2 separate regions of the Homo sapiens genome follow, and region 1 is linked to region 2. Evidence: read pairs that join two places in POLR2A ChIA-PET (ENCODE). Cell type or tissue: Panc1. All regions are shown on one strand. Links, peaks and the distances in the headings refer to the core of each region. The heading gives the core; the rest is flanking DNA. Region 1 holds the start of NKX2-5 (NK2 homeobox 5). Region 2 overlaps STC2 (stanniocalcin 2).

What was found. Peaks named below come from ENCODE experiments on the same cell type or tissue, not always from the same donor. Only the 100,000 strongest peaks of a DNase experiment are listed, where the experiment ranks them.
Region 1: POLR2A ChIA-PET joins it to region 2 with 7 read pairs; 4 of 35 experiments call an interaction of 5 or more read pairs at or near these places.

Annotation. Positions count from the first base shown.
Region 1 is chr5:173,234,552-173,239,918 of GRCh38, forward strand. NKX2-5 (NK2 homeobox 5) reads right to left here and starts at 655. Exons shown (of 2, transcript NM_004387.4): 1 at 199-655. The coding sequence starts at 532. RefSeq lists an enhancer at 4,151-4,724. In Panc1, for the core only: no CTCF peak of the experiment used is centred there; no DNase peak of the experiment used is centred there; H3K4me3 peaks cover 1,342 bases; H3K27me3 peaks cover 1,331 bases.
Region 2 is chr5:173,313,834-173,319,147 of GRCh38, forward strand. It overlaps STC2 (stanniocalcin 2), which reads right to left. Exons shown (of 4, transcript NM_003714.3): 4 at 890-4,416. The coding sequence ends at 4,014. Among named protein-coding and RNA genes, the nearest start is that of STC2, 12 kb to the right of the region's middle. RefSeq lists an enhancer at 3,024-4,223. In Panc1, for the core only: no CTCF peak of the experiment used is centred there; no DNase peak of the experiment used is centred there.

The DNA.
Region 1 (5,367 bases), core at 270-5,269, 79 kb before region 2:
ATCCGGCATTTCCTCTGAACCTCCGATTGGACGCGGGGCGCGGGAGCCTGGCGACAACACCAGGCATCTTACATTCTGAACCCCCCGCCGCAGCCCAGCCCTCGGCCCAAGGGCGCGTGTCTCCTCCTCCTGGCCCTGAGTTTCTTGGGGACGAAAGCGACCCAGGAGGGGAGAAGGGGGCCTGTGTTTCCTCCTCACCTTTCTTTTCGGCTCTAGGGTCCTTGGCTGGGTCGGGGTCGCTGTAGGCACGTGGATAGAAGGCGGGGGCGGCGGGAAAGGCAGACGCACACTTGGCCGGTGAAGGCGCGCGGCCCAGCTCTGCGCGCAGCTCTGGGAGGCCCGGCGCAGCCGCCTCGGGCCCAGCGTAGGCCTCTGGCTTGAAGGCGGCCAGCATGCAGGAGGAGGGCGCCAGGGTCGCCTCCAGGCGGGCAGAGAGCTCTCCGGCGGCAGCCAGGCTGCGCTGCTGCTGTTCCAGGTTTAGGATGTCTTTGACTGAGAAGGGCGTGGGCGTGAGAGCAGGGCTGGGGAACATGGTGGCAGCGCCAGTCTCACAGCGCCAGGTGGGCGGCAGAAAGCGGCGCTGCCCACGGCCCCTGGCAGCTTCCCTGCATGGTGCCGCCGCCCGCCCGCGCACCCGTCGGCCAGCTCTGGATGTGTCCGGGCAGCAGGTAGCGCTGAGCACAAGGGGCAGGAGAGGCGGGACCAGGCCAGAGGAGGGGGACTCAGCCTGCCATTGGGCCAGGGGCCTCGATGACAGGAGCGATGAGCAGTTTCGTGTCACCTAATATAGTCATACGGCAAAAAAAAAAAAAAAAAAAAAAAAAAAAAAAAAAAAAAAAAGCCCTGCCCAGCTTTTTTAAAGGGGCCACGACGCATTTGGAAGGGTCTCCTTTTGCTCCTGCAGCCTGCGTTTGCTCCCTAATGTGAGCCTGAAAAGCCTACCAGAGGCATGCAGAGTCAGGCCTCTGGGCAGGGCTGGATGGGTGTGGGTTTGAAGAAATATTCCTCAGCACCCAAACCAGCATGGGAGAGAGAAGGATGGGGTGGGAAGCGGTGGGGAGGAGAGTGATTTGAGGAAGGCTTTATTACTGAAGGTGGTGGGATGAGGGAGAGTCTGAATAGGAAGAGAAGCCTGGAGGACAGGGCTGGCTTTGGGGATAGCAGCAGGGCGAGATTCTGGACAATTCGGGGGTTTGGTTTGGCTTGGCCTACAGGGTCAGTCATGCCGCAGGCTCTGGGTGCTTCTGGGCGAGTCAACGAAAGTAAGGGCAAGGTGAGTGATGGCCAGGTGGGGTAGGAGTTGCTGCCTCCTACAGTAGTGTTATGCACAGCACAACTCCAGGGGGCATCAGTCACTGCCAGTACCCTCCCAGGGAAATGCCTCTCCCCTTAATAATGAAATAAATCAGGAATCCCAGCTGGTAAGCTCAGCTTCCCAGGAGACACCTGTCTTGTGGAGTGCCCCAGCTACCAGCCACCTTGTTTCCCCTGTTTGGAGGCCATCGATCCCACCTCCCTCCTTCCCGTGCCCTCCCTGCCTGGCAGCAAGGCCCTCAGGCTTCTGCCAACCTCGAGGTTTCAGGGTCCTAGCCCAGGTTTAGCTCTCAGGGAGGCGGGGCTCCTCTGAGCCCAGCTAGGCCAGGATTTCTCTGAGGCCTCTGGGCCGGACTTCCAGTGGGGCACCCCTGCGGCTCGGTCAGGCGCGTGGGGGAAGGGCAGGGCAAGTGGGGTGATCATGATCATTTTTAGCCCAGGGTCAGTAGAGTAGGGCACAGAAGTCAGACAAATCTGCCAGAGTTTCAGGAGCGCCAGCTACATGGCCAGATCCTGCCCGGGTGGCCTCATTTCTCTGGGTCCCCGCACTCCTTGGGAGGTCTGATGAAAGCTTGGGGTCTTCTCCATTCCCCAGAACACTGCAGAGAGGAGTTTTATTTTGCTTACAATTCAGGAGTCCGGGCAGGCAGAGCGGGCCCAGGTTAAGGACGCCTTCTAGAGCTGGGGATGACAGGATTTGTCAGTGGAAAAGCGTTGGCTTCTCACGGCCCTAGCTGGTACAGGGAACCGCGGGCGGGAAGCTGGGCGGGACGCGTGGACTTGCTGAGAATGGGGATGTGGAGGGCTTGGCTCTTTGCGGAGTGCGGGTTGGCAAGAGGCGCTTGGAGTAGAATAAAGGCGGCGCAGGGCCAAAAACTACCTAAAGACACAGCTCCCGCAGGCGCGCCCAAGGTGCGGAGGAAACGCTCCATGTATGGGGACAAAATAGTGTCTGTCCAGAACGTACATCTTGGGTGCTCAAACCCGACAGTGTGCCGTCTGAGACGCCGACGCAAGTGAAGTCAAGCATTGGCCTGATGTTGGGACTTTTCCTGTCCCTCATCAAAGCCACACTCCCAGGACCTGGGGCCTCCATGCTGGGGAGAGAGGTGAGCCCCGCAGGGCAGCCCAGGAGGCGCGCAACGCCCTGACCCCGGCTTCTAGGCGCCAGCCGTCAGTAACAGGCCTGGGCTGCCACGCCGAAATCACGCCTCGAGTTTCTGAGCCAGGGACTACTGGGGGTCTGGAATTGTTAGTCTAGTCTGTGGAGGATGCCTTTTCTTAAATGTGGGGCGTTCAAGGCCCAGGAAACCTCGTCCCCCCACCTCTTCACCTCCCAACCCAAATTCTCCTTGGACGGAGCTGCATGTCAGCGGCCTTGCGGCCCTTCCTCGCCTGGACTTTTGGCCACGTTACCGTTATGGCTGTAAATTAACCTAGCTTGGGGGCCCGCCTTGCCTTTGAAGATTGTTTTCGAGCGCGGGCGGGGGGGGGTGTCGTTGGAGAGGATGCCTATCGCCGAGGCGGTGACGTCTGGCAAACGAGCCACATCCGATTCAATTAAATGTCTCGCTGAAAAGAGCTCGGAACGAGGGTCCTGGGAGCGCTGTTAAGTGAATCTGCTGGCCAGGCGGCTCGCGATGACAGTTTGAAAGATTAGTGTGAGCGGACGCCTGAAATATTACCGTTTAATGGGGGACATCGAGGCTACATCCGGGATCCCTGTTTTTAGTAAGGTTTTTTTTTTTTTTTTTTTGAGAGCTCTGGAGAAAGAAAAAAATTAGCATTGCCCTTGCAAATCAAGGTGGCAAGGATTTATTTCCTATTTTCGGGTAAGGGGGCTTCCTAGAACTGTCAGTCCTGTGGGTCAGGTGTTACAAAAAGGGAAGGAAAAAAAACTCTCCCTATTTGAACAAGATCAGTGACTGTTACACTCTCTATGCTCTTTGTGAATCGGGTAATGATTTCTCTTGGCTTCCAAAAAGGTCTTGGTGTTGCAGGAGAGAGGAGATGGGGCAAAAACGGACAAATACGTGCAAAATAGAAATTGGGGCGACCCATGCTGGTCTCCTTAGAGGAAAGTCCGAGAGCCATTTGCAGCTTTTCTTTCCAGTCCTCACTGTTTCCGAGTGAGTTAAAAAAAAATCCCTCTAAATAGATCTAAATAGAAATTGCAATAGTTGGGGGTTGGGTGGGAGGAAACTTGATTCTCTGGCCCCCAACAGGGACACATCTTTTTTTCCCAAGGGCCGCTGACCCAACCTGGCCGCCTCTCTGCGCCGCACTTTGACCAAACTAGCAGGACAAACAAACAGCCTTCAGCCTAGAGAAAGGCAGAGAGAGACAAAAGGAGAGAGAAGAGATCGAAAATCTATCTGTGTATTTCCTTGACTTTTAAAGAGTTGGTGCTTTAAGATAATCCAAATTCCAGGGTGGCTCGAGCGCATTCTCCGTGAATAAATTATTATTAATTGAAAAGCGATCGGCGCAGCCGGAGCCGGCCCCCCTTTCGTGCAATCAGCAGGGCTGGTCGCAAAAGGTATATATGATTAATTGAAAGATAAGCTGGAACTATCACCGGGAATGTCATTAATGCGCTGGGGAGACGTCCATTGGAGACAGGCGGCGTTATCCGCGGCTTTATCTTCAACAACGCCTCGCTCTCGGCCCGCGCGGGGGAAACAGATGGGAGTTTCTGTCTGGGACGCTCGCCCCATGTTTATATTTTGGGAAGAATCGCAACTCGTGGGAGTCCCCGGCTGGCCCCCTGATAAATGAACATTAGCACTTTTTCGGACTACTGTATCAACAAAGGGGCTGCGGCGCTGCAATAATTGGCGAGAAAGCAAACAGAGGGCCGAGAGCGCGACTCTGCTCTTCGTCCGGCTGATGGATGAGCAGCTCCGGCTGCGCGCCGGACTCCCGGCCTCGGCCTCCGCCTCCGCCTCCGCCTCCGCCTCCGCGCTGGGCCCCTCCGCCGCCCGGCTTCCTTCCTGGCCGGGAGTTGGGGGCGGGGGGCGACTCTGAGGGCCGCCGACCTCGCCCTTGGCTCCGGAAGAGTCCAGGCGGCCTCCGCGGCACCGGATTTTTCCTGCCTCGGGACTCGCCTCATTCAGGTGGCTCAGCTGGCACCAAATCCTTCTCATTTCCACGCTTGTTCAGTGCCCACGGGGTGTGCCAGGCGCTCTCACGGATCTCGTCACGGATCCTCTTATTCCGACTGCAGGCCTGAGGAGAATGAGGTTCAGAGACGTGGAGTAAGTTGCTCAGGGTCACACAGATGGGAAAGGACAGTGTCAGGGTGTTAGGATTCGAACACACAGCTGACTGCACAGCTGAGACTGTTTTCTTTTATTACACGTCGCTGCGCCCAAGACCGTACCAACTGGAGGAAGAGCAAGACCCCCACCATCACCCCCCACCCCGCAGCCAGGGGAGAGGACCAGGCTGTTGGATTTGAGATGCCAGGTCTCCCCAACCTTCATAGACAAGGGAGATTTCCTGCATAAAGTTCATTTGAGAAAGAGAGGGGGAGAGAGGAATTTAACATGCGTTCATTTCACTTCCGCCTTCCCCTCCCCTCGCTCTCCCACTTTTCCTTTCCCTTCTCCCTTCCCTCTCCTATTTTGATAACAGCTTTATCGAGATATAATTCGCATACCATACAATCCACCCATTTAAAGTATACAGTTCAGTGATTTTTAGTATGTCCACAGAGTTGTGAAACCAACACCACAATTTTAGAACATTTTTATCACCCCAAAAACAAACTTGTGGTCTTTAGCCATCAACTCCAATCCCCTCTCCTACCTTCCCAGCCCTAGGCAACTGCTAATCTATTTTCTGCCCCTATAGATTTGCCTGTTCTGGACATTTCATACAAATGGAATCATACAATATGTGGCTGTTTGTGTCTCGCAGCGTTCACTTAACATAATGTTTTCAAAGTTCGTCCATGCTGTAGCACGTATCAGCATCTTGTTCCTTTTAATGGCTGAACAATATTCCATTGTATGTCTATGCCACACTTCGTCCATTCATCACTTGGTAAAC
Region 2 (5,314 bases), core at 315-5,314:
TGAGTCTTTGCAGAGAGTAAAGGTGAGAGCATTAACTTTCCTTTCCATTTTGAAGCAGAACTCCTTGGAGGCCTGGAACTATAAATGTAAGAGTATAATTATTCTTTCCCCAAGCCTCGTGTAAAATAGGCATAACACTGATTGGTTTAACTTAAAAATAAATTTAAAGTGGAGATTCTAGGCCTGAAGTAGGGGAAGGTGTGTGGGCTTAGGAGTCCTGATCTGAGTTTGAGTTCAGACCCCACCCCACTCACTAGCCACACAGTTTGGGACAAGTCTGTACCTCAGTTTCTTCACCTGTAGAATGAGGATAATACCTATTATTTGTGGGATGTAATGAGGATGAAATAATGCATGCAAAATGCCTACTGTGGTGCCTGGAACATAGTAGGTACACCAACAGTGGCACAGATCACGTAAACCAGGGGCTCCAGCTCTGTTCTGCTGTCGTGAGCAAGAGCTGGGGAGGAGGCAGTGGGCTTCCCTCTATATGCCAGGCCACTCAGCTGTTAAGCTGGTGGTGTCTGCTGCAGGCTCAGTCTGAGAGAAGGGGTGGCCAAGCCACAGGGGAGACTCACAGGGGAGACTCAAAGGTGAGACCAGAGTGAGCCTTAAGGACCTGCCTAATGGGGTGTGGGGGTGGCACTTCCAGGCCAACTGCATGAAATTTATTCTCCTCCTTGTCTGGGTGACTCAGGCAGGGGCTTGGACAGGGTCCCTCTGACGGAGAAGCCTAGGGTAGTCCTCTTCATCTAACTTCCTTCCCTGTAGGCTGAACATCCACAGAAGCATAGGATTCTCTTGACGTAAAAGCCCACTTGCTCACAGCTGTCCCCCTGTGCACCGGACATCAATGACCCTCTCAGACAATGACGCTACTCAAGTGGAAGCCATTTATTTAAAACTTTTATTAACGCTTGAAGAAAAATAATGCAATGTGACAATGTACAGGTCCTGTTGCCTAAATCCGTAGTAGAAACAGATATTATCACTTAGCAAGCTCACGTGGTGCCAATTCTGAGATCAGACGGGGTTGTTCCTCCTTAGGAAGTGGCCACTGGAAGCATTGTTTTTCCATGCTATTTCCGTGAAGCCTTTTGCTTGGTTCGAGTTTAAATTTCTCCCTTTGTGTGAGTATGACTATAGTTCTGGCCTGGTGTTTTCTATTTATTTAGTTTTAGATGTCAGCATTTTACTATACTTGGTCCTCTCACTTCAGAATAACAGGGCTATTTATTGATACAAAGGAGAGGTGTTCAGATCATCTTGTTAAGATGCAGAGCTCAAAATAAACACTAAATCTTTATTTGGAGATCCACATCCTTCCTCAAAGGAAGGCTCATGAGTAAATTTGTATGCAGTATAAAGCCCAAGTAGAGGGTGTATTTTTAATGACTACTTTGCTTACATTTTAGATTGTGCAAATGTCTCAATCAATGCTTGCAGGAATGTGGACCTTCCTCAGTTTTAAGCAGAAGACCCTGAGCAATAAATACTGTTGCATGCTTCCAATAACGTGAGGGATGGGATAGAAATGCTATCTACCCGACTTCTGAGGAGAAAACAAAGCAGTGGCATGAAAAATATACAACAGAGATCAGTAAATGGGTTCAAATGAACACAGTAAACCATTTTATGCCTTAGGGGGAAAACACAGAGATAATAAATACAAATGACAAATATTTACAATAGAAGCAACGAATGGGATCAGTAGGCGAACACATAAAACATTTACACGGAGGAAAATGGAAATGTGATGCCTTTCACACATCCAGTCCAGGAGCTGGCGGACAAATGAACAGCTGACTCAGCAACGCAGGAGAATGTTATTGCTTTAGCTTTTGAGTGATGTCAGTAAAACAGTCAACGTGCCTGCCGCGGTGGCTCACTGCAGGAGACAGCCACGGTTTACACTCGTTCCCATGGCAGAGCCTGACACACAGGTCCTCCTCCCCCCAAGGGCAGAGCTGGATTAAGTGCACCAGCTCTTCTGTTCTCTGCAGCCCCAGATCTTGCTGGGTGCCCAGGGAGCCCGGTGGCGGGGGCTGGAGGTGGGGTTTCCTCCCTTCCCCCAACCAATGATTCCCCTCCCCACCCAACCGCCGGCATGGATCATGAAAGACTGGGATTGGATTTGGGGCATAGAAATACTAGCTGTGTTTTGGTTGAAGGCATTCCCCAGGAACAAGTCATTTTAGAGCAGATACGCTTGGTTTCTTGGTGTCTGGCCTCAGGTTGCCTTGAGGAAGAGCTGATGAGTTGACGGATAAGGATGCATATGCTTTTTGACCCACTCACTAGAACAGAGATCAGTAAACTGTGTCCTGTGAGTGAAATTCAGCTGGGAGCCTGTTAAATAAATCTTCCTGGAAGGGAGCCAAGCCCTCTCGTTTGTGTGTTGTCTATGGCTGCTTTTGTGCTAGGACGGCAGAGTTGAGTAGTTTCGACAGAGACCTCACGGCTCGCCAAACTGAAAGTACTGGATTCAGTATCTGGCCCTTTGCAGACAATGTTTGCTGACCCCCTACTCCAGAAGAGCCCAGCCCAGAATACCCGGCCACTCCCTACAATACCAGCTCCTGCTTGAGAAAGGATAGGCTTTAATTTGATGGCCAATTAGGAAGAAAAGGCCTATTTAGGTGATGTTTTAAATAACCCAAGAAACCCACTGCTGAGACTTTTAATGAAAATCCTCACTCTCCTTTCCTCGTATTTTTAGTTCTGTCTCTTCTCTCTGCCTTTATTTGTCCCCTTGGACTCCTCTCCTTATTGCTAAATTTCCAATTAGGATCTGGAAAATCCTGTCCCTTAGAGATTTTCAGCAGTCTCCTTGATTTTATGTAAAAGGTCAGCATTTCCTGATGGGAATTACTAAGTAGTCTTCATTCTCTTCTTTCCTTTCCCATCCCCTCACATGGAGAAGCCAGGTTTCCAGCTGGGTCTCCTGGAATCGCCAGGACGCAGCTTTACCAATCTTGGCTGAGGGTCAAGGTGAGATAACGAAATCCTAAGGGAAATTTGTCAAATGTACTCCCCAGGTGTGTATTTTCCTCTGGGTATAAGGTTTCCCCCAAGTGGGCAGGAGTCCATGTCAGGCAGTCAGATGTATGGCTATGTCGCTGTTTGATAGCTTTTAAAATAGAACTTAAAAAAAAGAAAAATCAGCCTCAAAGGATGGGCTGGTTTTTTTTTTTTAAACCCCCTTTGAGCTGGTTTTAATGACCCAGTTGCTTTGTTTGAAAGCCATTTATTTAGATGACAGATATGTAGATATAACTGGATAAATAAAAAAAGTGAAATCGAGATTTGAAGCAGTGGTTAAAATATAAACTCATAGGGGCCACTCCCTTGGACAGTGTCCCCCCCAGCCCAGACAGTACAATGGCTCAGAAATTACACATAGAAATGACACTCCTCCCTCCACCCTCGCCAAGAGCTCTGAACCGCAAGGCCCCACACAAGAAACTGAATTTCAGTTTGGCACCAAGCACCCCCTCGGCCCCTGCCTCCTCTCCACCCTTCTCCTGCATTCTAAGCGATATTTATTTTTACATTCACTCCTGTCCTGGAATCCAGCCGCCCTGACTTCCGCGGAGACAGCACCAGAGGCTGCTGCACCAGAAGCTTCGGGGCGAGGCCCAGCACCCACTGTGTGGCCCAGCTCTGGGGGCCCTGCCTTGCCCTGCCCCTCCCTGGTTCACCTCCCCCACAACAGAGCGGCCGACACCCACTGACTCCACAGATGGAAAGAAGACAAAGGTACGAGGATAACGCGGGCGCGCTCCCTTGAGTACGTGTAAGTGCAGAATTCACCAGGCACCCCTGAGACCCCACGGCCCCAGGGGTCTCCATCTCACCTGTCCGTTCCGCGAACACACACCTCGATGAAGTCCACAGTCCCCACAGAATCCTGCGTGTGACATCCCCCCTCTCTAATGGTAAATGTTTTGGAATGTCCATAGATAAGAAAATGGACGGCGTGGAGGAAAGATTTCGTGGCCAGGCCTTTCATTTCACCTCCGGATATCAGAATACTCAGACTGTTCGTCTTCCCACTCGCTGCTTCCGGAAGGTCCCTGAGCCCCAAGGCCCCCGACTCTGCCTCGGGCATGGGCGTTTGGGTGGCTCTTGCTACCTCGCTCACCCTTGGCACCTCGGCCAGTCTCCCTACTGCTGGGCTCTGGGAGGTGATGTCCTGCTTCCCCGTGGTGGGCCCTGGAGAGCTTGGTTCTGTCCACCTGGGGCTGGCGCTCGGGGGGCGCCGTGGGAGGCTTCTGGATGGCCGAGGTGCAGAAGCTCAAGATGGAGCACAGGCTTCCCCAGTTCTGCTCACACTGAACCTGCACGCTGTGGGTGATGGCCTCCTTCACCTCCTCCCCACAGGTCAGCAGCAAGTTCACGAGGTCCACGTAGGGTCTAAAGATTGAAAGCAAAGAGAGAGAGAGAGAGAGAGAGAGAGAGAGAGAGGCTGGGAATGGAGCAAGTCCCGAATGGACCACAGAGGGCAGGGGCAATGCTGGGAAGGAGGCATGGCCAGTGCTTGTCTTGGGTTCGGTGGAAGATCTCTCTCAAATGACTTCAAGCCTTTTCTCATAGTCTATGGAGTACTGGCCTCAACCAACACTTATTGGGTGGCCACTGTGTCCCAGGCTCACAGGTGCATAGGGTAAGAGCTTAGGACCCTAAAAGGAAGACCCTCTGGGGATGGTGAGAAATCCAGGTGGCTGCGTGAATAATGGCAGGAGAGCTCTGGGTGCCTTTAGGCTACACTAACTAGGTGAGTTTCAGCTAGAGTGGAGATGGCTCTGGGGTCCAGTGGAATCATAATTAGGCAAATGGTGCAGGGCCTTACATAGACTTCCAAACAGAGGATTCTTTTTGGTAGGGAAGAGGAAACCATGAAGGTTTAGGACCACGTGCCCTCTATGAGAAGCCCCCAAGAAACCATTTTCCCCATGTTTGTGTTTGCCCCGGGTTTAGGCTTCTGATGAAGAAGGGTGTTTTTGGAAGTTATTGGATGCATTTCCTCTGCATCTGGAGGAGTATGGAAGAGCTGAAGTGGGAGGGAGGAAGACCATGTCCCTGGGACGTCATTGCCCGTGCATGCAGTGATTCCCTTTCTCAGTAGCAGAGGCTGGGGAGTAGGTGTGGCCATCTGAGCATCTTTATTCTTTCAGTCTGGGCTTCCTTAGATTTGGAGTTGAAGGCTGGCGGTCAGGGGCCCCTGTGTCTGGACTGAGAGACAGCTCACTGTGCAATGAACTCGCCTAGTTCTGGAGGGCAGAGCCAGTTCCTCAGGCCATTCCGGTTGTCT